Linked DNA regions of Mus musculus: region 2 is linked to region 1. The links are chromatin loops, found by intact Hi-C in ENCODE. Cell type or tissue: left cerebral cortex. All regions are shown on one strand.

Region 1 (8,000 bases):
CCATTCCTGCCACCTTTAAATAGGTTCTGAGACCTGGAGTTGTGAACCAAGCTTGTGTCTGGTGTGCCTTTCCCTCCTAAGCCGTCTTCTGCAGCCAGCTTGAAGCAAATTTAATAATTTGGGGAAATATTGCTGCATGCAAAATAAATCTTCCTATGAGTGGGAAAATGCCCATTAAAAAAGAATTCGGATGAATTATTTTTCTCTCTACCAAGAAAAAGAGAGCAGGAGGATGCACAGGCCAGTTTGATTTAGCAATGGATCGATTGTCCCTGACTAGGAGTGAACTTCATCAAAATGCTTTCGGAGTTTTGGTTATGCCCTTTACGCTATCCTTTTAGTTGTATACTAAAGACATGTAATTTGCTAAATTATGTAGTACTAAAGCTAGATGAGATCATACAGAGAGGCCGCTTCATACAGAGAGGTCGCCCAACCCAACTTAGCACAGGTGCCATGCTGTGACAACCAGTACGCTACTTACAAGTTACATATTTCTACTTAAATTTAAGGTCACTTAAATAAATTAGAAAACTAAGTTCCTTAGTCCCAGGAGTCACATTTTAACTAGTCATGGAGTATGCTTCCATCCTCATGCACTGCATGGTGGGAAAGCCTAAGTTCCTTAAGACCAGAGATGCCAGCTAGAACCCTGGCTCACCATGTGCCAGCATTGTGAGTTTGGACAAAACATTTTCTTGTCTCTGAGTTGTAGAATGCTAACATAGACTTATGGTTTGAAAATAAAATAAAAATGTTACACCATTAATTTAGAAGTCAATGCAGAATAGCTGGCACTTTATATTATTTAGAGATAAATAATATCTGTTCCTGGGCAGTCACAAGCAAGATGGTGTTAAACTCCCAGATTCTTCCAATGATTCCTGACTTCCTTCCCCTGCTCACAGGTCCCCTGCTACACTGCCTTCATTTTCACTTTGTCATCATTAAACTCAGGGCTTAAATATGAAAATGTAGAGGAAAAAAATCTATTTTGTACTGAAATGAATTAACTTAAAGTTATTCATTTGGAAATAACCACCAAACAGCTTTTAAAACCAAATTGTGACTTCTTTAAAGCAGAAACTGTTCATTGTCCCCAAATATTCCTTTAAAAACAAAGGGACATGGCTAGGTCGTTTAGGCCTGAACCCATTAGACCATGAAGTAAGTCAATGCAACAAGTATTGCTTAAGGCAATCCAGGATTCAGTGTTTGAGATCTCTCGCTGTAGGAAATCCTGAATTAGGTGATGGGTGACTTTAATTAAATATACGTTAATTTACTCATCACATCCAAATAGTGGAACAGCATCAGCATCCATTAGGGTCTTACATACAGCAGTAATACCATCTCTGTCAAAAGCAGTCACTCGGGCAAAGGTCAAAGCCAAAACGGGATTTAGTGGAGATCTTTTAAAAATGGGAAAAATATTTAAGCTACCTGCATAATATACATTGAAATTAGAGCACAAGTAACCACTAAGGTACTTGATACCGATATCGAATAAAAGCTTTCATTCTTGAACTTCTCTAGCGATATGTGAATACACATTCTAATTTGTTTAGCTAATTTATAATGCACCCAAGGATGGTTGCAACGTGTGCAGTTAAAAAAGAATTGCACATCTAAAAGTTGCAAAAGTGAAAGACTGTAACTGAGAAGAAGTGTTCATCTAATTCATTTTCCCAGTGTAACTAATTAAAAACACATAATACTAAGTACAAACAACTATATTTTGTAAGATCACTAAATGTAATTAAGTGTAGTTACCCTAATTTGATTTACATAACTATTACTAAGCATACTGCTGTTTTAAGTGAATTTGAGAAATAAAATCAAATATCAAACATCTTAAATAAAGAGTATGGTCTTCTATGAGCTATTTTTTTCTCTAGATTGATAACAAATATTTAGGGTTTAATTCTACAATGGGACCTGTATTGTCCCCCATGAAATATCATTGCCAATAGTATTGAAACTGTATTTAATCATGATTAGACAGACAAATCCAGGCTGTGGAAGATGCTGCAAGAAAAGCGCTCAGATTCTTGAAAAAAAAAAATCATGGAAGAAGCAGAATAAAGGTGAAGGGAAAGTTTTAGCTTAAAAGGAGATGCTGCAGTGGAGGAAATCCACCTAGCCTCTGGGTTACAGCGAGCTCGGAGGCACCTGTGGGTAGCTGACTGCCGAGGGGGTGTCAGATGATAACGTGTTATTATGGACTGTTAGGCATACAGTGTGGTTACACAGAAGGTCCCGTTCTTCAATCTGCCAGAAGCACTTAAGGAGTAAAATTTTAATAATTGACTGCAATTACTTTCAGGAGAGATAAACAAATAGGAAAGCTCATTAAATGGCTGAATGAAAATGAAGAGCATGAAAATGTTTGTTGTAATAGTCTTCCAACTTGTCATGTATTTGAAACTTTTCAAAATATGCAAAATTTGGAGGAGATACTGATTTTGACGGATGAGTATGACCTCCTATGTCAAAATAAGTTATAAGCACCAAAATACCCCCCCCCCGAGAAAAAACGCTATTCACTAGATCAATACTGTGCATTTTCTCAGTGTATTTTAAACTGTATAGTGTACGTACTATACAGTTTTAGAAATACCCATTTTAAAAAAATTCCACTGGTGGCAAGATAAGGGCATAGTTATCTTTTGCTCTGTATCACATTAGTGATTTATTTTCAAAACTACAGTAATGTTGCATCATCTTATTAAAATAAAATGAGTCACAAACAAATCTATGGACTTACACGGTTCTGAAGCCACAGCTGATTCCAGAATATTCCATATTTGTGGAACCTTACTGTTTTCACAAATATGATTGTTCAAGAATATATTGCTCATATATACAGACATATATAGGCATGGAGCCAATCATCGATTTCACTTTGCTGGTAACATTAAGAGGAAGTAACGAGGCATACTTGATTAGAGCCGTTCTTTGCCATCAGAAGGGCTTGCCAAATTATGCCAAAATCCTTACTGCTATAAAACCCATCACCATTTACATCATTGAAAAACAATTCTGCTCCTAGTGAAACTTAGACTGACTTGAAATTTGCCTACTGTGTAAATGCTATCATCCATTATGCACATTCTAATTCTATAAATTAGACAGCTTAAGAAATCAACTTGTGTCTTAATGTTGTTCTATTGGGACAAACAAAACAACATTTGTGGCATGGCCCTCTGCCCCGACACCTTCATGGGTTTCTAAGGCAACTGTTATTTGAAGTTAGAAAACTTGAACAAATACCAAATCCAAATCTAATCAGTTCCTCGTTGGCTGATATTTCGATCCGTCTCTAGTGTTTTCATTATTGTTACTGCAAGATCAATTATACCTTACATGCAACACAATTTTGTTCTATCTCTAAACAATGGGCTAAGAAAATTAAAAACAGGGCAAAAAAAAAAAAAGTATGTTTAAGTTTCCTGACAAGCAGTTTCAGAGTTCATCTGGAAATGTCCTGTCAAAATACGCATACATTTCTGAGATTTTTTTTCAACACAAGAGCACAGCCCATCAGTGGCTAGATACAGTAATTCTTTTCTTTCTTCGGAAACGCGGAGAAATTTATGCAGGAATTTACCAATCCACAAAAACTTACACAATGCTCAGCAAATAGTCAGTAATTATTGTGAGATAATGTTCGGCCCTGTGAGAAACACAGCTTCGATAGGAGAGCTTTACCAATTTATCCCGGGCTGTCCTGTCAGTGGTGCTTAGGAAGTTAAGACTTTATTTGTGAAAACATAGAGAAATACTGGGGAATCATGTTGTCTACAGCTTCATAAATCTTGCTTAAGATCCTTTTCAATTACCATCCATTTCTCCTTTAAAATGGGACACCCCCCCCCCCAAAAAAAAAAAAAGAGGAGAGGAAGCGGGTCAGGGCAGTGTGTGGCAGGCAGCGGCAGCGTGATGGGCTTGGGCCCCCCGTGGCGTTTCCATCTGCCGTCATTAAGGTGACTACTCAGACATGAACAAATCCCTCTTGCTGTGCTGACAGGCAGACCTCAAGAAGTATGACAAGGCTTTAAGACAGAGAGTCAGAGAGAGAGAGAGAGAGAGAGAGAGAGAGAGAGAGAGAGAGAGAGAGAGAGGAACGGAGACAGAGAGGGACAGAGAGTCGGTCATATTCCTTCTATTAGCAATGCTGCCTTACAAAAAGAAATGTTCCTTACATTTATTTATCAAAAAAAAAAAAAGGTTTTTCTTAATTCTTAAAGGGTCTAACTCTGCTTCTCAATTCTACTACACTAGTGCTAAATCTCAGAAGGTAAAGCCGACGGGATGAACACCTTGCTCCTACCTGTATGCTTTCCCATAAGAAAGCCCCCCTTTTTTGACCATTCTTCAGCTGCGGTAGACTCTTAATCTCTTGATCGAAAATCCGGGCTGAAGAAAAATGGAGGCCTTGTGACCTGATGGAGGAACCTTGAAGCTGCTCCTGGTGGATTCTGAGACGGAGCTGGTGGAGGGCAAGTGAAGGGGACGAGGAGGAAGACATAAGCTACGTGAACATCTGTAACAAACTGTCTCTGCTCTGTAACAAATGGAGTCCAAACAAATGATAATTAAATTCATATAGAATGTTAAAAGAAGTGTGAAATGACGGCAATGTTTAGTTCAGTGTAAAGTAACAAAATGAGCATGGGCTTTTAACCAGCAGGGGGTGCCACAGGCTTGTGATTGAGCCCTGACCCTTTGGCAAAGAGCCCGAAGGCAGATGTGACAGTCTCACAGAAAGAGCATTTAGCTTCCACACCCGGTAACAATCCTCTTTGATGAGGGCTATGCTTGTCATGTCTGCGCCGCACGGTTTGTTAGGTCTTTCCAGGCCAGATTCAAGTTTTACTGTTACAACAGACTAGCTCCCTGGCCCCAAGCAGCTCCAGGTACCTGGGGGAGGGGGGGGGGGCGTGTAAGAATAATTCCCCCGCTTACAGGACTACATAATCAACGTGCCGGTTCTCGGGTTCTGCCGGCTCTTTTAGAGCTCTTCTGTGAGTATTTTACTTTCAAGCCCTGCAAACCTTGGGAGTGATTTCAGGGACCGATGCCTGGGAGTCGTAAGACATAACTGGAGTGAGAGTGTGAGGTGAAGCCACTCCCCATTTTAAATAATAGCCTTGTCAGAGCCCAGCTCCTTGCAGCCAGAGACTAAGCTATGAAGAGGGTTCATATTTAAAACACATTCAAATGTAAAGTAAATCCAGTGGAACTGTGGCCTGTGAGGTACTTTAAAAAGACATCCTTCATTATCATCTGTCACCTTTGTTCAGCTTTCCCGCCCCTGCTTGGCTCCTCACGTTATCCATCACTCGGCCCCTCCCCCAGCCTTCTGTCACAGGCCTCCTTTTCCTCTCTCCCTTGTCAGTTCTTGTACTTTCTTGATTTCTTATCACTCTGTAGTCCCTGCAGGGATGTAGTCTTTTAGATCTCTCTCTCTCTCTCTCTCTCTCTCTCTCTCTCTCTCTCTCTCTCTCTCATTAATTTCTGCCAAAGGCACGCTGATGAGTGCTAAATGCTGTGTCTTGGAAGAAAAGACGTTTCAGTCCCATAAACATGTTGGGTGTCTCACTTCATTGGCCATAAGCCTTGACTAAGTGCAATAGTGCATTACTCTTTTTGGTCAACAACTACACTTACAGAAAACATCAGAGCTAAGCCCCGCCCTAATTGAAGGTAACACTGGTGTCAATCAGCCCTTTGTTAGCCAAACTTTTGGTTAGAGCCTCAAAGAGCTGGAAATGATGAATATTTCTTTTTATCTTATATTAACTCTATCTCTTACCCGACAGAGGCAAATTAGAACGGCAGCACCTGCTCTCTTAGGCTGCTTAGGAGGTGAAGGCATTAGTGAAAACCTGCATTGCTTTCTTTTCCTCACAGGAAGTTTGAACATATTTCATGTTTTATTTCCAGAGCCTTGCATTTAGTTCCCCAAGCCCTCAACTCTTGAGCTTAGTTTAGCTGTTTTGCTTTGATTTCTGGAAACATGTGATGCCAGTCATTTTTTAAAATCATAAGGCTTTCGCTCTATAGATATCACTTTTTGGTAAAGGAGAAAGTCATGAAAAGTTTAAGGCCTGATTCTGGGCTGTGGGTGTGTACAAAGGCCAGGGCTGTGTGGAGAATATGGACTCTAAGCTCTAACTTCTTAGAACACTGACCAGATCTACTCTCACAGGGATCTACACAGCCTCCATCTCCCTAACTTGACAGAATGCATGAATAGGTGTCCAGGGATGGGCAATCACAAGTCTACGGGAGGTAAGAGCCTTTGCACCTTCCATCTGTAGGTCACTGGTTACGGGAGGTAAGAGCCTTTGCACCTTCCATCTGTAGGTCACTGGTTAGAGCTGGGCTGAGGAAACCTAAAACTGTGATAATCTTTATCCACTCATCTTTAAAGCTATCATCACTGGGCCTTTACGGGATAAGAGTTTGCTCTGGGATCTGAGTAGAGTAGGAAACGTCATAGAGTAGTAATTGAGACAAGCGTCCACATAAGGGAGACTGCTCTCTGACAGAGTTGTGTGATGCCCCTAGTTAATTGTCTGCAAGCCACACCCCTACTTACTTGCAGGCTAAAACAAAGTATAGTCTCAGTGAGTTATTAGTCAATACGCAAAGTTTCCATGGGATAACAGTTATATCCTGTATAAGGCACCTCAAGTTTCAGTATTTACTGGCATGTAAAATAGTGGGGAAAGAGTGGGAGACAGGTAGAAAATTCTAGAAGGACTTTGGCACCATGGTGATTTGTATAATCATGAATATGATAATTAAAAGAAAGCAGCTAAGGTTCTGGATCTTTTTCTAATAAATTAAAGTACATTTTCCTGTCCCCTCTGGGATCAGCGTCATCCAGAGAGTGCCACCAAACTAAGATACAGCTTTCATGATTGGCTCTATGAACCAGATCATGAATGTCTCCGGACAGAGGTAGGTCTGAGGGTGCTGGACTGAGTAGAGAAAAGAGTGAGCCTCCAAACAAAGAGGAGGCAACAGAGACCAAGACACTGGTGTGCACTCGGGCGCATAACCCCAATTTGTAAACAACGGGGTGTTCCGTGTCCTTTTATGCAAGACAAAAGCCCAAAATAAAGCCCCTGAACATGTTGGTTCTGCCTGGGGAAAAAAAAAAAAAGCATCCCAAATGTCTGGGAAATGGGCAAAGGTAAGAGTGCCCAAGATAACCCAGTGTCGTTTGCCCGAGGTGAGCAAGGTCGATCATGGTTGTCTATGTCAGTCACTCAGGGTGCCTGGCTTATGCCCAGAGTATACCCTCTACCAAATACTATGGAATTTTTTAAGAAGTGTAAATAGATTAATGAATAAGTAGAGAACAATCTTGATGTATCCAAACCAGTTTTCAGTATAGACAAATTTGTAAATACAGAGATAGTGATGGTTGAGATGAGGTTAGGTTAAGGTCCAGGAGTCAACACTCAACTGAACCTCACCCTGCAGAACAATAAATGACTATATTTTATAAGCTGCCTTAAGATGTGTTTACATTAACTCTAAGTTATACAGGGAATACTCATATTCACACAAGCGGTTACTCGCTCTTTGCATTGTATCATCACTTTGAATTTGGCTATCAGACTCTAAATCTCTTCTACGGTAGTAAACAGAAACCGCTCCGATATCTTTACCATTTTCATACACCTGATAAATGAGCACATAGAAAAATAGAAATATCTATGTGTGGACACATGTAAAGGGACATGTATAAAGCAACAACTAACTGTCTGAAGGTGTACGAGCAATTGGCTGTAAAATCAATAGCACTAAGCAAAAAAGGGCTCTGTTTCCCCCTTAGACTTGGTGTCTCACCTGACTCCTATTCCCCACCTTCTTAGAATAGAAGAAAGGAAGGAAGAACACTGGTCCCAACAGATGCTTCACTGGAGCCAACATCAGCCAAAGGTCAGCTAGCAACCAATTAACTAGCTCATTGCATTCTC
Region 2 (8,000 bases), 110 kb after region 1:
AATGAAGCAGAAGTTATTGAAGCCTTTATTGATTGCTCAGATCACAAGTTTACTGCCATACTGAATTGGCACCTTACTCGCTGAAGCAAACTGCTGACACCTTTTTTAAAAAGTGACAACTACATCTATTTCATGACCAGAAATCCATTTTCATCTCTATCAAGACAAGAATGCAATTTTCACTTCATTTAACTGATGTTAGGCCTGCTCAAAGCATGACACTTAGAAAAAGACACAAGTTTAAGGTTCTTAAAGTACTTCAAGTAACTAGGATGCAGCTTGGTTTCAGGGGGAATCAACAGCCAGTATACACTGTGAACAATCTAATATGCTAAAAGAGATTCCTATCAAAACTTTAAAGAAGTTTTACACTTTCAAAAGGACTCCACTCCTCCACTCTGTTCTCGTAATTGCAAAGGCAACACATTTATGGGTTAGAAACTACTCTAGAGATGTCAAAGGATGTTAAGAAGGTTGCTGATAAGCCAAACATTTTAAGTTTCATCCCAAAAAGACTAACTCAAGAAAAGACTCCACTTCCTTTGCTCTGTCCGGTACATACAGCATGAAGAGCCAAATGAAATGCTTGGTCTCTTAGCAGTAGTAAAGCTAACAGATGCTTTCAGCTGACCTAAAACATAGGACCTAAAATGCTTTCAAACAGCTTATGAAAATAAAATATTAAATTCTTTTCTCTTTTCATAATGAACAAATTTCTGCCAGCACTAAAGTAATTCAAAAATATTTTGAGTCGAATCATTTCTGATAAGAACAATGTTGTTATATTTAATATCTAATTATGAAACATATTGAAAGTATGGGTAAAGTCATTTGGTTTTAGCTCATAAATTTTTTAAATCTAAAAGACTGTGGAAATCTTAATTTAGATATTAACAAAATATGTTTCAGTTTTGAACTGTGAAACCTGTGCATACTGATATTATCTGATTTTTTTTTCTTTAATAGTATAGCCGTAAAGCAAACCCACAATAGAGTTGCAATTTGAACAGTGAAATATGAGTTTTTAAATAGAAATTCAGTGTTTGGATTTCTCAACCCAATGTATCAAATATTAAGCTTAAAAAATACGTGTAAATACACTGACGAAGGTTACTTTGCTTAAATTGCTTTCTTTAAAAAACAACAAGCCTACCAAACAAAAACTACATACAAAAATATTTAAATTGCCCAGACCAAAATCATGTAGCTCTCAACTTGACTAGGTAATGAGCTGATATAAATAACCCAAGCACTCATTTTCCAAATCAAACTAAAGAGATAAAGTGTTTTGTGCACTTTCAGACATAAAAACAAACTGCTGGTGTTTTTCAACTGTTCAGGTGAAGTTTAGGAATAGCCTCTAGTGCCTAAGACATGTTTGAGAGTTATTATTATTATTATTATTATTATTATTATTATTATTATTCATTTTGTTTTACATAAGCTAAAATTTAACTCCAAGTTGATCATCCTTTTCCAAAGTGCTATAATGTAGGAGGAGGACTGAGAGTCCCACTGTATCTCAAAGTTACAGAGTAAAACAGAAGCCGACAGGCCAGGGTGAAGGCAGCCAGTGGGGGTGGTGCAGCCAATTCTTGGCTTCCTGTCTGACACTCATGCGTGACTGTAGAAGCTCTAACAACTGAGATGGGTCGTTAAAAGTATTAAATGATTAAAAATGAGAGTTTATGAGCCCTTTTCAAAACCAATGTTTTTAATAAAAAATAAATTGCTATACATTAATTATGTAAAAATCTCTAGGAACTTTGTTAGTTTTAGGAGCAGAAAAATCAAAGAAATTGTCTAAATCAGGACGAGCAGCTTCCAGTGATGAAGTTCCCCTCAAATCATGCTTGTACCTCACACTGCCGATCAGTTCGCCCAAGCCCTAATTACTGTAACTGCCTGGCGCCCTTCCACGGAGGTTTTTTTTTTTTTCTTTCTTTCTTTTTTTTTTTTTCTTTCATTTTTTACAGTATTTCTGAACAGACTGACATATTTTGTTTACTGACAGCAACTAAAGCTCTGTGTAGGATCATAAATAAAGAAGATCGTGTTTAAAAATCACTAATATCATTTTAAGAGGTACTGCAGCCTTGTGTTTTGGCCTCTGTTTGGCTGTGTTAGCCATGAATGACAGCTTCCCTGCTTGAAGCACACAGAAAGCACAGCCTTGCTCATTCACTGACAGGACTGTGGCCTTTTCACACGTTCCTTCCACAGCAGTGTTTGTCCCCAAACACTGGAACTCGACACAATGGCATTCCTACTCTAACACCCCCACCAACAGCACCAGTACATAACAAGAATGCTAATGAGCTGGAGCTGGCCCTCATGAAAGTGTTAACTACATTTCATAGAAAAGTGGTTATGCTGTTCCAAAGATTACCAATTAAACAGATTTCTGCTTAGCTCTCAGCAATTTCCAAGATGTTTCCACTCTTGACAAAATACACGTGATAAATGTAAGGCTAAGCGACTTTAAGCTGTCCTAAATATAATATCTCATTTGAACACTCACGAAGCAGTATATATTTAAGATCACTGTAAAGTAATGTGCTTAATTCAGCCCCAGGCTGTAATAGCCAAGCTAAAATTTAAAATGAAAAAAAAAAAATTACTAGGGTCATAAATACAAAACCAGTAGCCCTGACTTTTCCTTTAAAGTTGCAATGTAACGATTTGTTTAAGAGACCTTCCTTTGGGCTTCTAGAATTTTTAAACCCATTATAGTTTAACAGACAACAAAACAATATGGTTTTCCTATGGGATGTCAAAAGTAGACTAAACGGAACTGATGTCAAAGTGATCCGGTCCTACAATTTTATAATCTTAAGAATTGTTAACAAAACAAGAGCCGCCCCTCGTCCACGTTTCACCTGTCTGGTGATTCCTGAACAGGGTGAGACAGAAAACTAAACAGAACCAGCTTTCTGGAAGGCCGAGTGAAGTAGTGCAGCTCAATGAATGCTCATTAATGCCGAGGGGGACACTCATAAGATAAAGATGTGGCCAGGCTTGCCAATGGCCAGAGGTGGCATTGTAACAGTGCCACTGCAGTGAGTTTTAAAAACATCGAAGCCATGGAAAGAGGACCCAAGTGCATATAATTAAACATGCGTGACTAAAGAAAATAGAATTTTTTGCAAACTTATGGCATTCCTCCTTGCTTTCATCCCTGTACTTCAGCTTACCTATAGCATGATGAAGCTTAACATTGTTACAATGCAGTAAGGCATAGAGGTAGAGAAAGTAGCAGAGAAACGAGACGTTTAAGGATTCTTAAACTTAGCATAATATTGAAATGCTTATAGAGTAGTTAAACGAACAATCTGCAACTAACTAAAAATGTAAAGTTTTGCTCATATTTACATCTAAGATTTAATAAATTATACTTGACAGCATTTTGAGTAATGACCTCTTTAAATTAAAGCAGCAATCCTCAAGGCATTTTTGCCACAGTGAACTGAACTCCTGAGTTTAGCATTTGTTTAGAGTGGCAGAAATAAGAGGCGTTGGCCCTTATTGTCCGGATGTCTTCTGTCTCACCAACCCTCACTTTTAATAAAACTTAGAAAGTGCTTATCTCCAGATTTTATTTAAACAGTGCTTTTCTTGAAATTACAATAAAAGCCATATGCTATTTTTTAACATTGAAAATAACTTAAAACCCTTCACTTAGTGAAACACAACTACAAATAAATTTAATTCAGAAAGGCATCATTTATTTTATAAAATCATTATATATTGAACATTAATATTTAAATATTAAACAATTAAAAGAACAAAAATTTTCTTATACTGGTTTTTGTATATGCTGGCCTAGTAGAACATTGGAACAGTCTGGATTTTTAATCAAATTGTCTATAGTAGTTATTAATCCTCTCTGAATCACTATATCTCATTAAAAGAAACTAAGTACACTTTCCCTAAAAATAAAGTCTGAGACGTCCCTGGAAGTTCCAAGAGCTTTGATGAACTTTCTTCTGCCCATCGTGTGTTGCAGTTCTCCGAGTGGACAGCAGGAGGTGCTGTGTGAACACCGAGCCTGTCATCTGGAGCCCAGCTCCCTCCAGTTTTCTGTGTGCAGTGAATAGTGAGACGCTTTCAAAATATTCATTTATCAGCGGCCGGTGGCCTGAGATAATGAGCCAAATTCTAAAATGGAACCTCCAAGTTTACAATGTAAACCCCACCCTTATTTAACACAAAGGTTGGCTTCTCTTAAGTGTTATGTTGGAAGATTTTTTTTTTAATGGTACAACCTTTTTTTTTTGTAATTATCCAAACTGCAACATTCTGGTTACAATATAAATCCTTTTTTAAGTCAATCAAATGTCCCAAAACTAATTACAAAACCATATGTCTTTACCTTCACACATACATGTGTGTGTGTATAAATAAACATACAACTATAGAATAAATGCACAGAGATTAAAAGGTAAAATCTAATTTAATTTAGTCAAATACATTAATTCAACTATACTCTGGATCCTGAAATACACAAGTTAAATAAGTATAATGGAATTAAGTTCTCTTGAGGAGAAGTTAGTTCACGATTCATTTCTGTAGAATCTGATTTGCTTTTAGACCCATTTCTACAATAGTGAGGTGAGTTTACACCAGAGGAAAAATGAGGAGTCTCAGCCTTCAGAGGAGTGCAGATGAATTCATTTCCTTCGTTGGTGTTACTGACTCTGGAATAACCATGTAAGGATCTGCTTTTCCTCTGCAGAGTGAGCAGTGAGGAAAGATGAGGCAGATGACACTCCATACCAAAAGACAGACACAATCAGCCCCTTTCTTGCTGCCTTTGAGATTCCAGAGCATTTTTGGCTCCCTTAGAGGCGCTGAGCTCACAAAACATGTCACGGTTCTTTTATGACACAATGCCAATCATTGCGTCTATAGAACCAAATACATCTGAAAAAATATATATAATACAGTACTTTTTAAAAAGGGATGGCTTACCTGCTTGTAATAATATTTTTGCAGACTTTAACCGTTGATACAAGGCCCCAAGAACTCCTTGCCCGTGCATCTTAGCCCCCAAGGGTCTGAAACCTTCTCCCTTAGAGACCCAAAGTGGTCCCCTCAAAGGACTGATGGAATTTTGCAGGCATTTTTCAAGCAGAGAAACTACTGGAGAGAAAAGGGGGAAGGATTCCTTTGACCCAACTGAGATACGCTGTCTGGAATGCAGCCTCGAGACTAGAGCTAACTCTTAACATCTATTATTTATGTCTGACCTGGGTTAAGTCTTAGCGAGGCAATTCCTGCGTTACCAGTGGCCACCAGGAAGGATGTATTTATATTGCGACATCCCCCCCCATGCAAGTCTCATAAGCTGTGTGAGCACACCTGAATAGTTCTGAAGTGTGCCTAACTAGCTGCATGGAGTGTCATGGTGTGCACTGATTGCCTTATCTTCTCATTTATCACAGATGAGTTGGAACCAGCCTTGCCGAAAACCTACTTGCATTGTCCTGATAAAAACTGTACGATCCATGATGTTTCAGTGTCCTGCGTCCTGTAGAGGAGTCCGTGTACCCAAAATATCACATCTGGAAATTATTTATAAAGTATGATCCACACCTTTATAATAAGCCTTCCTACCCCAGGCCCATCATTGGTATTCGTTAAAGCAACCCACGACACAGGGTGACAAGATTGTTTAAATAGAAAAGAGGAGAATGTTAAGCAAGGATTTTCTCATGCCTTTGTGTTCCCAAGTCCCCAGAATATTTAAGCTAGTGGTGGATTCAGGAATGCTATCCCAGCAGGGGCTGTGGAAGGATATTTACTTGTGGGCCTGTCATGTAACATCCATGTGGACTTGACAGATATGTTTATACACTTTGCACATGCTTAGCTGATACAGTCTTTCTAGTGTAAAATACTCAAATGACATGGCAGCTAGGTAATGTTTTCTGAAATTTAGTTTTCCCCTGAAAAGCCAGAAATAAATAACAAAATCTTGGGGCCCAGAAAAAAAAATGAATACATATCACTTTTATTTAACATGGTCTTTTCTTAAATGTATGTAGATCCCAAAGATAAACATGCAAGATAGATAGAGATCCTAGCAATATTATTCTTACACATATTTCTGCAAGGAAAATGAATTAAGCAGATCACAAGCTAAGGGCGTAGGTCTGTGCCCTTGGTTATGTTATATGTTGCATATTTTATGCAAAGAAGCCCAGCACTGAAATGGAATTGCAATCAAGCACAGCTGAGCTACTGAGAGGTTGAGCTATGCAAATGGCCTTTGCTACCTGTGTTCTCCTAAATCTTACTTTCAGCTAAGAAAACTTGCAGTTTAGGACACCTGGTTCTCCAGCTCCCTACCAAAGCCAAACTTAAAGTCTGGTGTGTTCGCTGCTTAGAAAAACGTTGGAGATTAAGAGGTTAAGATTTCCTACTGCTATGAGTAAAATCAAAAACATAAGCGTGATGTGACGACATCTGTGCAGAATTCTGTCATCCAGTTGGAGAAACTAACGCCTGAAATTCTAACAAGCCCACTTTTATACACACAGAGAAACTACTTTTCTCTATATGTTTTAAGTAAATAGGTGTCTTACACTTTCATATGTATAATAGATATTTATATTTTTATATTTACATATTTATATATTTTTATATTTATATAATATTTCTACCATATTATATATGTAAAATATAATATACATGACATTGTATATACTATAGAAGAAATAATAATAATTTTATTTAATAATAATATTTCAAAAATAAAATGGGTAAGACAAGTCAGTTTTGATGACAGTTGTGTACAACTAAACCCAGTTTAGAATCATAAGCATTTTCAGTTTGCTGACACAATATCCATAGGTTACTACATATTTGGTTTTGATTTATACAGATTTAATTGTTTGCCCACTCAATCCAGCACAACTCTCAAATACTGAAAAGCACTACTTATAGTAGTTAGTATAGTTGTTAAATTATTAAGTTAAATAAATTAGGAAGCAGGTGGTAATCATAGAAGATTTACACCCTGGAGTTAAACTCAACTTTAAACCTGAGAAATTTTCATGAAATTCATCAGTCTTATTCCTCTCTATCAAACACAAAAAAACTTTCAGGTTCAGCCCAACCTCAGAAGCTCACTTACTAGATTTTTCTGAAAAATGACTTTTCAGACTTTGTAATCTTTATAACATTTAAATATATATATATATATATATATATATACAATTTGGGGGAGGGGGAAATGAGACTTCAATGTATACTGAAGTGCCAGAACTGGTATTGAGTGGAAAACTACTCCCATGTGCCACACGATTTACATAATTAGGAAAACTATGGAAACCAGAAACAGTAAAGCAAAGAAAGCGGTATTCACAAGCAGGTTGTATAAGGAACTTCAGAATCTGCTCTGAACTTGTTGAATAATCTGTTCAGTATTCCAGCCTCTCCCTGCTGGAAGCAGGTCCTCATTATTACCAGGAGAGCACTAATAAAGGTTAGCCTCTGAACTAGGGATTAGAAGGCCCTTTCTTTGGGGACGCTTCAAACTAGTAACTTTGATGATCTTGAAAAGGGAGACAAAGCACAATCCAAGAACAAACAGTGTTTCCACTAAGCAGGAAGGTACAGAAAACAGAAGAAAATGATAGTCTAAATACTCGGGAAGGAAGCGTGAAGCAGTCTGTCTGCTGTGCTGAAAATAAAATGTATTCAACACAAGGGAGGACAGTGTGCTACTTGGGGGAGGGATGAGGCAGGCAGCCTAAGATGTGTTTTTGAAATGTAAAAGAATAATTGGTTTGCTGAGAGTCACTTGAGTCTTCAATACAGACCATAAATTTTAACAAGGGATGGCTGACTTTTTAATGTATTTTAATGCTCATAAAAGATCTTATTTGTTTAGTTAATTGGTTGGTTTCAGTTTGTTGTTGTTGTTGTTGCTGTAGTTGTTGTTGCTGTAGTTGTTGTTGCTGCTGCTGCTACTGCAAGACAAGGTCTCACTATGT

The links. A loop is a pair of places that touch in the nucleus more often than their neighbours do. Peaks named below come from ENCODE experiments on the same cell type or tissue, not always from the same donor. Only the 100,000 strongest peaks of a DNase experiment are listed, where the experiment ranks them.
Region 2: a loop joins it to region 1, with 2.2 times the contacts of the local background. A loop is called at or near these places in 3 of 42 quality-filtered maps.

Annotation. Positions count from the first base shown.
Region 1 is chr2:106,191,310-106,199,309 of GRCm38, reverse strand. All of the region lies in intron 3 of Dcdc5 (doublecortin domain containing 5), which reads right to left. Among named protein-coding and RNA genes, the nearest start is that of Dcdc5, 110 kb to the right of the region's middle. In left cerebral cortex, a CTCF peak has its summit at 4,689 (motif pointing right); a DNase peak (open chromatin) is centred at 4,711.
Region 2 is chr2:106,078,212-106,086,211 of GRCm38, reverse strand. Dcdc5 (doublecortin domain containing 5) reads right to left here and starts at 5,213. Exons shown (of 24, transcript NM_177844.2): 1 at 4,972-5,213. In left cerebral cortex, a CTCF peak has its summit at 4,003 (motif pointing right); a DNase peak (open chromatin) is centred at 4,029.